2 separate regions of the Mus musculus genome follow, and region 2 is linked to region 1. Evidence: chromatin loops called from intact Hi-C (ENCODE). Cell type or tissue: left cerebral cortex. All regions are shown on one strand. Links, peaks and the distances in the headings refer to the core of each region. The heading gives the core; the rest is flanking DNA.

Evidence for each region. Hi-C counts contacts between places; a loop is a spot of excess contacts. Peaks named below come from ENCODE experiments on the same cell type or tissue, not always from the same donor. Only the 100,000 strongest peaks of a DNase experiment are listed, where the experiment ranks them.
Region 2: it touches region 1 in a loop (5-fold over the local background); 1 of 42 quality-filtered maps calls a loop at or near these places.

What each region holds. Positions count from the first base shown.
Region 1 is chr9:75,407,759-75,413,133 of GRCm38, forward strand. Mapk6 (mitogen-activated protein kinase 6) reads right to left here and starts at 2,258. Exons shown (of 6, transcript NM_015806.5): 1 at 2,105-2,258. 4933433G15Rik (RIKEN cDNA 4933433G15 gene) reads left to right here and starts at 2,426. Exons shown (of 4, transcript NR_040719.1): 1 at 2,426-3,008; 2 at 3,950-4,106. In left cerebral cortex, for the core only: CTCF peaks have their summits at 2,245 and 2,444; DNase peaks (open chromatin) are centred at 328, 879, 1,428, 1,601 and 2 more places; H3K4me3 peaks cover 2,995 bases; H3K27ac peaks cover 3,009 bases.
Region 2 is chr9:75,463,966-75,469,340 of GRCm38, forward strand. Leo1 (Leo1, Paf1/RNA polymerase II complex component) reads left to right here. Exons shown (of 12, transcript NM_001039522.1): 12 at 2,229-2,467. The coding sequence ends at 2,333. Gm7972 (predicted gene 7972) reads left to right here and starts at 4,608. Exons shown (of 11, transcript NM_001373998.1): 1 at 4,608-4,718. It overlaps LOC115487244 (a small nuclear RNA gene), which reads right to left and starts at 2,117; the gene lies at 2,006-2,117. In left cerebral cortex, for the core only: CTCF peaks have their summits at 2,881, 3,778 (motif pointing right) and 4,506 (motif pointing right); DNase peaks (open chromatin) are centred at 1,041, 2,085 and 3,171.

The DNA.
Region 1 (5,375 bases), core at 87-5,086:
AACAAATGTTACACAATTGTACCTGCAGGGTACTGGATATCCTTTTAAGAGCCAATTTAAGAAGCCATTAGTTTTTTTGTTTTTTGACACTATCCTTCGGAGAAAAAGAGATTTCTGATATGGACAGAAACACTTTAGCCTATCATTTAAAAAAAAAAAAAAAAGCCACGTAGTAGTGGCGGCAGTGGGCAGGGTGAGTCATCACCCAACTCCAAAGTTGCAGCCTTCCTTCTGTGCCTCCTCCCACTGGACCCCAGGCCCTTCCCCGGGTCCCCTGAGTCAGCAGGCCTGCGAGGTTGTGAGTTCTTAGTTCTCACATCCTCCGGGAACTTACATAAAATGCTGCAGCGCTCTCGGCACTTACACTTGTCTTTAAAACCGTTGTCTTTTCTACTGAGAAACTAAATGTTCCGCAAGCCAGTCCTCCCCAGAATCTTTTTTAATCGCAAAAAGTGGGCAGGCTACTTTAATCCTCTCCTGCAAATGACTAAACTGCAAAATATCCTCATATAGAAAGCTGACTTTAAACAATGTTTCATTTTCCCAGGGTCTTTTTTTTTTTTTTTTCAGGAACAGTAATACTGAAGCGATAGAACTGTCTGCTCAAATCTGACAAGCTTCCGAGATGACAATTATTAATTGGGACATCAGTAAAGCAAGATTTATGATGTAATTACATTAATACAACATATATTTTTGTTAAAGCAGCTTACAAACAGGTTTTTAACAACTACAAGCTAAAGATATGTTTCTTCCACTCAATTCAAAATTATTTCCAAACACTAAAATCTGTCATTTCTAGAAACTCTCAAGCTGGGGACAATGGTGCACACGTGTTAAACCCAGCAGGAAGCCGAGGCAGGAGAATCGTTACTCAAAGCCTAGCTGGGACTACGTGGCGACTGTCTCTGCAACCAACAAAATCCCTTTGAGGACTGGACCCTGGTTAGACCCCACATTCTTCTCAAATTCTTTCCAACGCAGTTCTCCAACGTTAAAGAGACAGAACGTCAAAACCCAGAATTTTACCAAAATAAAAACGCTAGAATAATCAACAATTTATTCTGAAGCTAGCTGCTCTTCGTTTGATGGCCTGAGAACGTTTTTATTTCCCCCTCTGACAATCATCTATCTGTATCCATAAAAAGTTAATACTGCCTCCGGACTCTTAGCAACGAACACGAACTGTTTAGATACTGTAAAGAGACCTAACTCCCCTTTACCAAGTCCCTGCGCTCCATCTTTCCTACTTTCAAGTCAAAGAAAGGTAAAACACGAAAGCGATCTAAAGGAGCTTGCTGCACGCAGCTTCCCCAAGGCACCTGAGCCGGAGAGCCAAAGCCAGGCAGGAACAAAAGGCGGCCGAAAGCCCTCCACTCCTCACAACTCCCAAGTCCGATCATAACAAGCTCCAAGTGAGGAGGCCTGTAACCGGTAACGTACGTTTTCATCAGGGTGTTTTTCCGGATCACACCTTAACGTCCGGAAAGGTGTCAGGAGCCCTGTCTCAGGCCGGTCCCCGGCACCTCGTGGACCGCCAGGCACAAACTTGGGCGGACTTAGGGGCAGGAGCAGAGCGCTACGCAACGTGCCGGAGACTTTGCCCGGCCGGAGTCAGCTGAGGCCGAGTCACCCGGGCAGGCTGGGGAGGGGAGGAGACAGGAGAGCTTGAGGGAGGCAGCGAGCCAGGAAGGCAAGCCTCCACCGCCTCAAGCGCTCCTGGACCACCGCCCTCGCCTGCGCGTTGGCGGGGACTCGAACCCGCGGAACCGGGCGCGGGCGGCGGGGACTCGAACCCGCGAAGCGCAGCCCGGTGCAGGCGGCGGGGGCCCGCCAGCTATGCCTGCGGCCGGCTGCCCGGCGAGGGGCGTGCCGGGTGGGAGGGGCGCGCCGGCCGCGCCGCCAGCCCCACGCGGGGACCTGGCCCTCGCAGCCGGCCGCGCCGCCCGGGCTGAGCGGGCACACGGAACAAAAGCGTCTTTGTTGAGCGGCGGCCGCCCGGAGGGTCACACACAATGGACGCGGGAGCCGGCGCCGCCGCCGGGCCCTCTGCCGCTCCCTCCCGCGCCGGCCCGCACCCGGCCACACACACATACACACTCACGGGACTTCTCCGACTCATCGACAGAGTGCAGGGCCCGCGGACAGCCCTCAAGGTCGGCTCAGGTCTCCGGCTGTGCTGGCGGCAGCGGCGTTTCCGAGGCTCTCGCTTTGCCGCAGTCGCCGCCATGTAACCCCGACCCGCCAGAGAGGGCGCGGAGAGAAGGCGGGGCCTCGCAGAGGCACGCCCCCTCACGTCACAGGCTCACTCCACGGCGGCCCCGCCCCCGCCAGCCGGGGAGCCGCACGCGCCGGAATTTCCAACGCCCGTGACTGCGCGCGCCGCGGGGGCGGTCGGAGCTGCACGCGGCCTGCTGGCGGGTACACCCCGGCCTCAGCTGAACCACCGCCCAGAGTGTCGTACCAAGTGACCCGACAGGGCGAGCGTCTGAACGGCTGCTGGGTCCCGTGCTGTCGGGAGGAAGTGGGCGAAGGCGAATATGCTAGGCCAGATTGTTGAGCAGATAAGCTCAGGGTGGTGTTGGGAAGGCCCCTGGGATCGGTCCCCGGGGTCCGTTGGCTGCTTCTAGAAGCATCCGCGGTAACCAGGGAGGTGAATGAGTGAGGGGTCCTGGGAAAACTGAGCAAAAGCTCAGTCAGCAGGGTGGCTGGCTTGTTGAGATCGCTGAGACCAGCCAGAGTTTGACATAGGCGTGCTGAGAAAGGTAGATAGCTGCCCTTCCAGTGCTTAGATGAAATTTAAGTATTTAGGAACTTAGATATAAAAAGCACAGGGTTTGCCTGGGAGTAGTGGCACATGAGTTAACTAGTCTATGTAGTGCCAGGACAGCCTATGCTATATAATAGACCCTGTCTCAAAAGGCTGGGAGAGCTTGTTGTTGTACCCCTGTGATCCCTGTCTTGGAGACCAGAAGGATTAGAAGATACAGTTAATCCTTGGCTGCATAGTGAGTTCAAAGCCAGCCCAGACTACTGAGACCCCGCCTCACAAAAAAGAAAAATGAGAGGTTCGGTTAGCCCTTTCTATCAGTGGTAATTGACCATCCTAAAGAAAATATGGCCACTGCAGTCCATGATCCACTGTAAGCAGCAAACCCCTTTCAGAGATGACACAGTCACTTGAAGTTAAGAGCTTGAGAGGAGCTTCAATGTTTCCTAATACAGAGATACATTAAAATATATGCTTTGTGAGACAGCATCTCTCTATAACTCAGCCTGCCCTAGCACACCTAATCTCCCTGCCTTAGCTTCCCCAGAGCTTGGATTATAGGCTTAGGCAGCTGAGCCCAGCTCTATTATATTTAAAGCAATACCATCTGAATACCAGGAGAAGAGCAGTAATGCCTACAGAAAGCGAGATTTACAGCTGTTGAGTGCAGCCGGCACTGTGAAGTTCTGCTCCACCGACCCACTCTGTCCTCCCTCTAGTTCCTCCTGATGGACTCTGGGACCTCCATCTTCCTCTAATGGCTGGACCCCCCGGGGTGGTGGTGGTGGTGAGCATAAATAGCAAGCCGTATGCTTTCTCTCAGAAAGTTTATAATGCATCTCTGCTGACTTCCATTAAAGCCAGCCATATTGCTTTATAGGAGTCAAAGGAGTCCACGATGTTAAGTGTTTGTGGAATCTTAAAAGAGAGGTCAGGGTGAGCTAGGTACAAAATTTTGGAGATTTGGTTTATGATAGGCCTTTCATCAAGGGGTCTTGACTGGGACTGAGTGGTGTGACAGTTTAGGATGGGAAAGGGAAGAGTTTTGAAAGAAGTCTAGGAGAATTTAATGTTGGATAAGCCCAGAATCTTGCTGGGGGCGGGGGGTGGGGGGAGGGGGGGTGGAAGGCGAGTTTACCCTGATGAGTTTAGTCACTTATGTGTTCTTTCCAAAAATAGGCTTTGAGGAAGTCCCTGCCTGAAAGCGCGATAAGGTATTTGCAAATTCATCTTCCTGGATGAGAATTTCTTGAAGTCGGTCATGCGTATAAACCAAGTGTGGTAGTGAACGCTTGTCATCCCAGCATTCTGCAGGCTGAGACAGGAGAATCTTGAGGTGAGGTCAGCCCTTGGGGTTCCAAAGCAGGCAAGCAATCAAGCAAAAAATGAGAGACAGCAGCAGGGAGTGCGAATGACCACATTTCATTATATACGTGTATGAAATTGCCAAGGAATTTTTAGGAAGAAAAAGGTCATGTTTGTATGCACAGCTGAATTTTGTTCATGGTAATACAGCTAGGCTAGATTTTTAATCCTATTGTATGAGCATAAACATGAGTGGAGGCCACTTCCCCTAACATTTGGTTTATTTGGAAGGGGGTTGTTTTGAAAGACGTCTGTCTGTGCAGCCCCAACTGGCCTCAAGTTCACGCTCATCCTGCCTCAGTCTCCCCAATGCTCCACACCCAGCTTCTCCAAGTCGTTTTTGAAGCTGTATATGACAATTATTTAATGAGTAGGCCAATCATTTGTGTGGGTCATGACCAACAAATTTCATTACCCAGAAAAACAACCTGAATAAGAGACCATCCCCTATAAACAGGAAGGGCAACAGGGAAGCTTGCAGCTTTGTCCTACATTATAGCAAATCAAAATGCCACCAGATACAAACCAGGCCATTATTCTATGTAGTACTAAGAATGATAAAACCAGGGCTTGGGAAAAGAGAGATGACTCAGTAGCAAAAAGCAGAGTCAATTCCCAGCATCCACGTGGCAGCCCACAGCCATCCATAGCTCTAGTTCCAAGATATCCAACACCCTCCTCAGGTACATGGTGCTGTGCAGACATCCGTGCAGACAGAATACCCATGTACATTTTTTAAAAATCTCACCAGGTGGTAGTGGTACACTCCTTAATTCCCAGCACTTGGGACGCAGAGGTGAGCAGATCTCTTTTCGGGTTTAAGCAGTCTAGTCTACAGAGTGAGTTCCAGACAGCCAGTGCTACACAGTGAGACCCTGCCTCAAAGAAGCAATAAATCTTATCATAATGTCTCATTGCTATGTTCTGATTTCAGAGCTGTCGAAATGAACACAGCATTGAAGTATAGGACATTGGATCACAGTGTGAAATGAATTTGGTTTTTGCTTGTTATTGCTAGGAGAGTTTGAAGGTTGTGGAAGTGTGCAGGAGAGGCTGAACATGGCTGAAGGTGGCAGACTCTGAGCACTTTCTGAGCTGTGATGGACCAGTTACTAAGAGCTTGGGACATCAGAGAAAGCTCAACTGAAAGAGAGGGCTTTGCCTGGCCTCACCTTGGTCAGGTAGTGGCAGGACAAAAGACATTCCCAAATGAGAGAACAGACGTAAGAAGGCCTGAGCC
Region 2 (5,375 bases), core at 86-5,085, 56 kb after region 1:
TAAAAGGGGGGTGCGCCTTCCCCTTTGCTCACAGGGAACCCTGTAGAAACCCTGCTTCTCCCTTCAAAGGCAGTGAAATTCAGAGAGTGGGATTGCCTTGTTCTCTGTTCCCGGAGGGGGTTGGGCTAAGAAAAGGGGACACTGAGTTGAACTGATCAGATGGAGGCTGGAAAGTGAAGATGGGAAAGGTTTGTCGGAAGGGCCTGGCTCCCCTCTTCCCTCTTCTGCTCTCCTTTCTGAAACCCACTTCGTTGCTCTGCCTTGTGTCACAGCTGCCTGTGTCTGTAGGAACCCGTGTTCATGGCTGCATTATCAAGCTCTAGTTCAGTTTTGTTTTTATTGTTTCAGTATGTATGGCACAGGGGCATGTTTCAGCTGTGTTCAGTAAGACAGCTTTCTGCATGCTCGAAGTAAGGTCATCCTGACGGCTCCGTTGTAGTTCTGGGGCCCCCATGTTGCATGTAGTTTCTAGGGAATCAGTCGGTCTTGGCAGGCTTTCCACAGCTGCTCAACCCTGACAATGAGCTGGACCTGGCACTTCCTTAGGAGGCCCTGACCTTGGGCTGATGCTGTACCTTGTCTAAGAGCTTTTGGAAAAACCTTACACATTTTTAGAAGTACCATGCCAGTTCTTTCAGCCGCTCAGATCTAATGTCTACCATTAAAGAGTTTTAGAGCTAGACACCAAACAACCTGTTTATGTGCAGGCTGTAATGTGCAAGATTCTCCAGTGGGAAGAGAAGTCAGTGTTGCCTCTCTCGATGGGGGCCCAAGAGAAGGAGCTGGGTCTACTCTAGGCTGAGGAGTGGAAAGGAGGCGACTTGTCACATCCTGGAGGCATGATCCATCTTCCAGTATTCTTACAGAGTTTGCTTTACTGCCGCCAGCTCTTGTGAGGCCTCCAAACTTTGTTGAGCCCTGCTGTGGCACGCCCAGTCTATAGGAATACATTTGGGATAGAAAGGCAAGAAGTAAGTGCAGGGTGTTGCCTGTCTTCAGAGGCTCAGCCAAGGAGATCAGGAAATGAGTGTGCATGCCGCGTTGCATCTTGAAGCATTCTGCAGCCATCCCTGACTGTGTGTCCATGGAAGTTGGTCTTGTTCTGCTAGGGACCCAGTCCAAGGTCGCGCTCATCCTGCCAGCAGCCAGCCTCTGGTCTATGTAATCCAGCTTCTCATGTCTTTAACTCAGGGGTGTGTGTGTGTGTGTGTGTGTGTGTGTGTGTGTGTGTGTGTGTGTGTGTGTGTGACAGTTCTGAAGTGTCAGCCAGTGTCAAAGTTGTTGAGGGGGTGTTGACTTAAATGTGAAGCTGAATTCTGCCTGTCGAAACTGCTTCTCTAGAAAACCTCCTACATGATGTTGCTGTTAGAGGATTGTGCAAATGAATTTAATAGATTTAATAGAATTTAATAGATTCTCTGTGTAGATAGGCCTTTGATGTCTATAAATATTTTCTCAAAAACCTTTATGATTTTAATGTATCCAAACAAAAATTATTTTAAAAATTGATACTTACTAAAAAAAATAAATTTTAGATAGGGAACAGAAGTGGAATACTGAGAAAAGAGAGATTGTTGATTAAGTACCTGATCATGGAGAAAATGTTCCATCAGGACAAGTGAATCTTCATTTAAGAAACTGTGTGTGTGTGCGAGTGCGTGCGTGCGTGCTCGTGCTTCTTTGAGGGGGTCCTAACCTTTTCTAGGGCAGACCCCATAGCCCAGGTTGTTGTGGTTTTTTGTGTCTACAGTGGTTTCCCTGTACAAGATAATATGCTGGGCTTGAACTCTGCAAAGTTATCTTTTTATTTTATCACCATTTATTTATTTATTTTTACCACTTGTAGAGTTGGCTGGGCTGGAACTCACTCTGTAGACCAGGCTTGTTTGTACCTCACAGATATCCTCCTGCCTCTGTCCCAGCCTCCTGTATTTCCAAGTGCTGGAATCAAAGGCATGCCCCGCCATGCCCCGCACCGCCATGCCTCGCACTCTTTTTCTTTTTTAGAAATATGGAACACTTCACTACTTATGTGTCATCTTTGCCCAGGGACCAAGCTAATCTTGTCTGCAGCATTCCAATTTTAGTACACGTGCTGTTGCTGCTGAAACGAGCAACTGCAAGATATTTAAAGTTACTTTAGTAATGAGTCATTCAACTCAGCTATTTTGATAAACTTCCCTAGAAATGTTCTAACTTTCAGACTGTAAATGTTTTTATCTGTTCAGGAAGGTGAATCTTCTGGAAAGAGGAAAGCGGAAGACGATGACAAAGCGAATAAAAAGCATAAGAAGTATGTGATCAGTGATGAAGAAGAAGAAGAAGATGACTGAGCTACAAACTGTGAATGCGTTTTATATATTTATTGTACAGCTTGTCTATAAATACAATGTAAACATGAGTTATTTTGATTGAGATTAATTGATCTGTTTGTGAAATTTTGATTGTAATAAAACATTTAAGGCAAGTCCCTATGCTTAAGAAAACTGCTTTTCCCAGAAAAAAATTTAAAAAGCAAGCTGACTTTGCAGGCATTTTAGAGAGTCCAGGTTTGGTGGATTTCTTTGCTCTTTGCCAACCATTCTCTCATTCCACACAAAGATCCGTTTCCTAGGTCACCTTAAGAGGATCACAGGGTGGTTGGCTTCAAGCAGTAAAGCCTGGACTGGAGAGATGGCTCAGCAGTTAAAGAACGTTGAAAAGCAGTAGCGATGATTCTCCTCAGACTCGTGGGTAGTCTGTAGGACTGAAATTGAGGAGACTGTGTGGCCATACTCCTTCCCAAGGACCCTTCCTTCCTTTTCCTGAATTTGTTGGCTGTGGCAGTATGTCAACATAGCTTACTTTCTTGTACACTTTTGTGCCTCTCTACTGCACTCTGTTGGCAATAACAAAGAATCACTACTCCCAGGACCAAGTTAAATCCAGCATCACCTCATTTTAACTGATTATTTTTGCAGAAACCTATCCCAAATAAGGTCACGTATATTGTGTAGTTGTTGTTGTTGTTGTTTTTTTAATAACATGATCCATGCTAAACCAGCTATACACCAGCAACAGCAGTCTTGCCCACCCCCCATGGCTCCCATGGCCAACTTGCTGCCAAGCTGCTCACACTTCCCAAGCCATCCACCCACTGTGACTTGCCTGCAGAAAGCCAGCTACCACTCACTCAGCTCCCCTTAGCCCAGTAAAATGATAACACTAGAGACTTGTAATAACCACCCACATTTATAATGGTAAATCTCCAAACCCAAAATGCCCACACAGAAAATAACAAAACTCAATTGATATAAATACAAGCTGCATACCTAGATCGGGCAAATGTACCCTACACTGCTTATCGCCCAACTATGAAATCCCTGGCTACCTGCAGCTTCTCCAGACCATTTGGCTCAGCTCCATCCTCTTCTGGTTCTATCTTGTCTCTCTCCTGCCTCCTGTCTCTTCCTTTTCCCCCCTCTCTAAAACTTACAGCTTTAGCCTTTATTTTACCAGTTAAAAAATGGGGAGAAGGTTCCCATAAAGTCACCCCAGTATGTCCTCATCCAAGGCAGCCCCTCAGGGGGAAACAGAATTAGCATCAAAATACAAACAGCACAAGGGCAATCTACAATAGTCACACTCTCAGATTCTGTGTGGATATGAATTCATGTGTAGGGTTACAATTCAACATGCTTGAATAATTACACTAAGTCATATATACTTTTTTTAAAAAAGATTTTATTTTTAAAGATTTACTTATTCATGTATATGAGTGTTCTATCTTCGTGTATACTTGTGTGCCAGAAGAGGGCACCAGATCCCATTCAAATGGATGTGAGCCACCATGTGGTTGCTGGGAATTTAGCTCAGGACCTCTGGAAGAGCAGCCGGTGCTCTTAACCACTGAGCCATCTCTCCAGCCCTAGCCCTATACTTTTAAAAAATACATGTAAAATGAACAAAACATAAAAAAGTGAAACATTTTTATTTATGTGTGTTTGTGTATATGTACCGTGGGGGAGGGGGGCACCTGAGATGGCCAGAAGGGGGCGTAAGATCCCCTAGAGCAGGAGTTACAGGTGGTTGTGAGATGTCTGACATGGGTCCTGGGAACGGAACTTGGGTCCTCTGCAGGAGCCGCATACGCACTTAACGACAGGGGCCGTCTCTCCAGCCACTAATTTTAATCTTTAAAAGTATGGTAACCTTTTTCCTTTTTAAAGAAAAAGTCCTGACTAACCATCCCACCCCTTTTCTTAACTTAGAATTTAAGTTCCCGTGTATTTTGTGGGTGAGCTGAAAGGTTTAAGAGCCCTTCTGTTGCCTCCATCCTTTCCAAGGCAACGTGTGTGTGTGTGTGTGTGTGTGTGTGTGTGTGTGTCTGTGTGTGTGTTCCCTTACAAGTAGACACTTGTGTGTCCGTTGTCAACCTCTGCCTCTAAGCCGATCGATCGAGTTTTGTGATGCTGTGTTCATCTTTGCCAGCCAGCCTGTTGGGGGCGCTCTAGGGCGACTTGGGGGCTGGCTAGCAGAGTGGGGTTAGCTCCTTCCTGTTTGCTCCTGGGCCCGTCAGGGGACTTCCTGTTCGAGTTTCTGTGAGGGCTCCGCCAGCAGTTCAGGTCAGGAGTTGCAGTTCCTTCCCACAGCAGCCGAGTCCCCTGTGAAGCCAGACAAGCAGAGGCAACCGCAGTGTCCCCCGAGTCTCCAGGCCAGTGGACGGCTGCTCTCCTCAGGTACGAGGGGTTTTTCTGGGAATGTCTGTTCTTTTCTGAGACATTGTCACTTTGTAGTCCTCACAGGCTGGTTACCCTAGAGGGTCTCCTGCCTCAGCCCCCCAGGCTTTGGGGTTGCAGACCTGTCCTGGCTCGCGGGGCCACTTTCTTGAGGAATTTTAAGTTTGTTTGTTTAGGGTGGGGAAGGTTTTTTTTGTTTTTGTTTTAAAATTTTGCTTTATTTTTTTATTTGTTTTTTTTTTTTTTTTTTTTTTTTTTTTGAGACAGGGTTTCTCTGGGTAGCCTTGGCTGTCTTAGAACTTGCACTGTAGACCAGGCCAGCCTTAAACTCACAAGAGATCTGCCTGCTTCCAGGCTGTTAGTTAAAAAAAAAAATTTTTTTTTTTTGAGACCACGTCTTATTCTGTAGCCTCGGATAGCTTCTAACTCACAGTACTGCTGTTTCTGTCTCCCAAATACTGGGATTACAGGTGTGAGCCACCATGTCTGGCTAAGTGTTTAAGTTCTAAGAATTTTACCTCTTCCCTGTATTTTCTCAGGCCTGCATTTGAATGTTGTTCTCTGTATTTAGCTATCTTTCTAATTAAAATTCTTTATTTTTATAGTAACCTAGCAAACAACTTTAAGCTTAATGTAATTTTAAATGTATTAGATTTT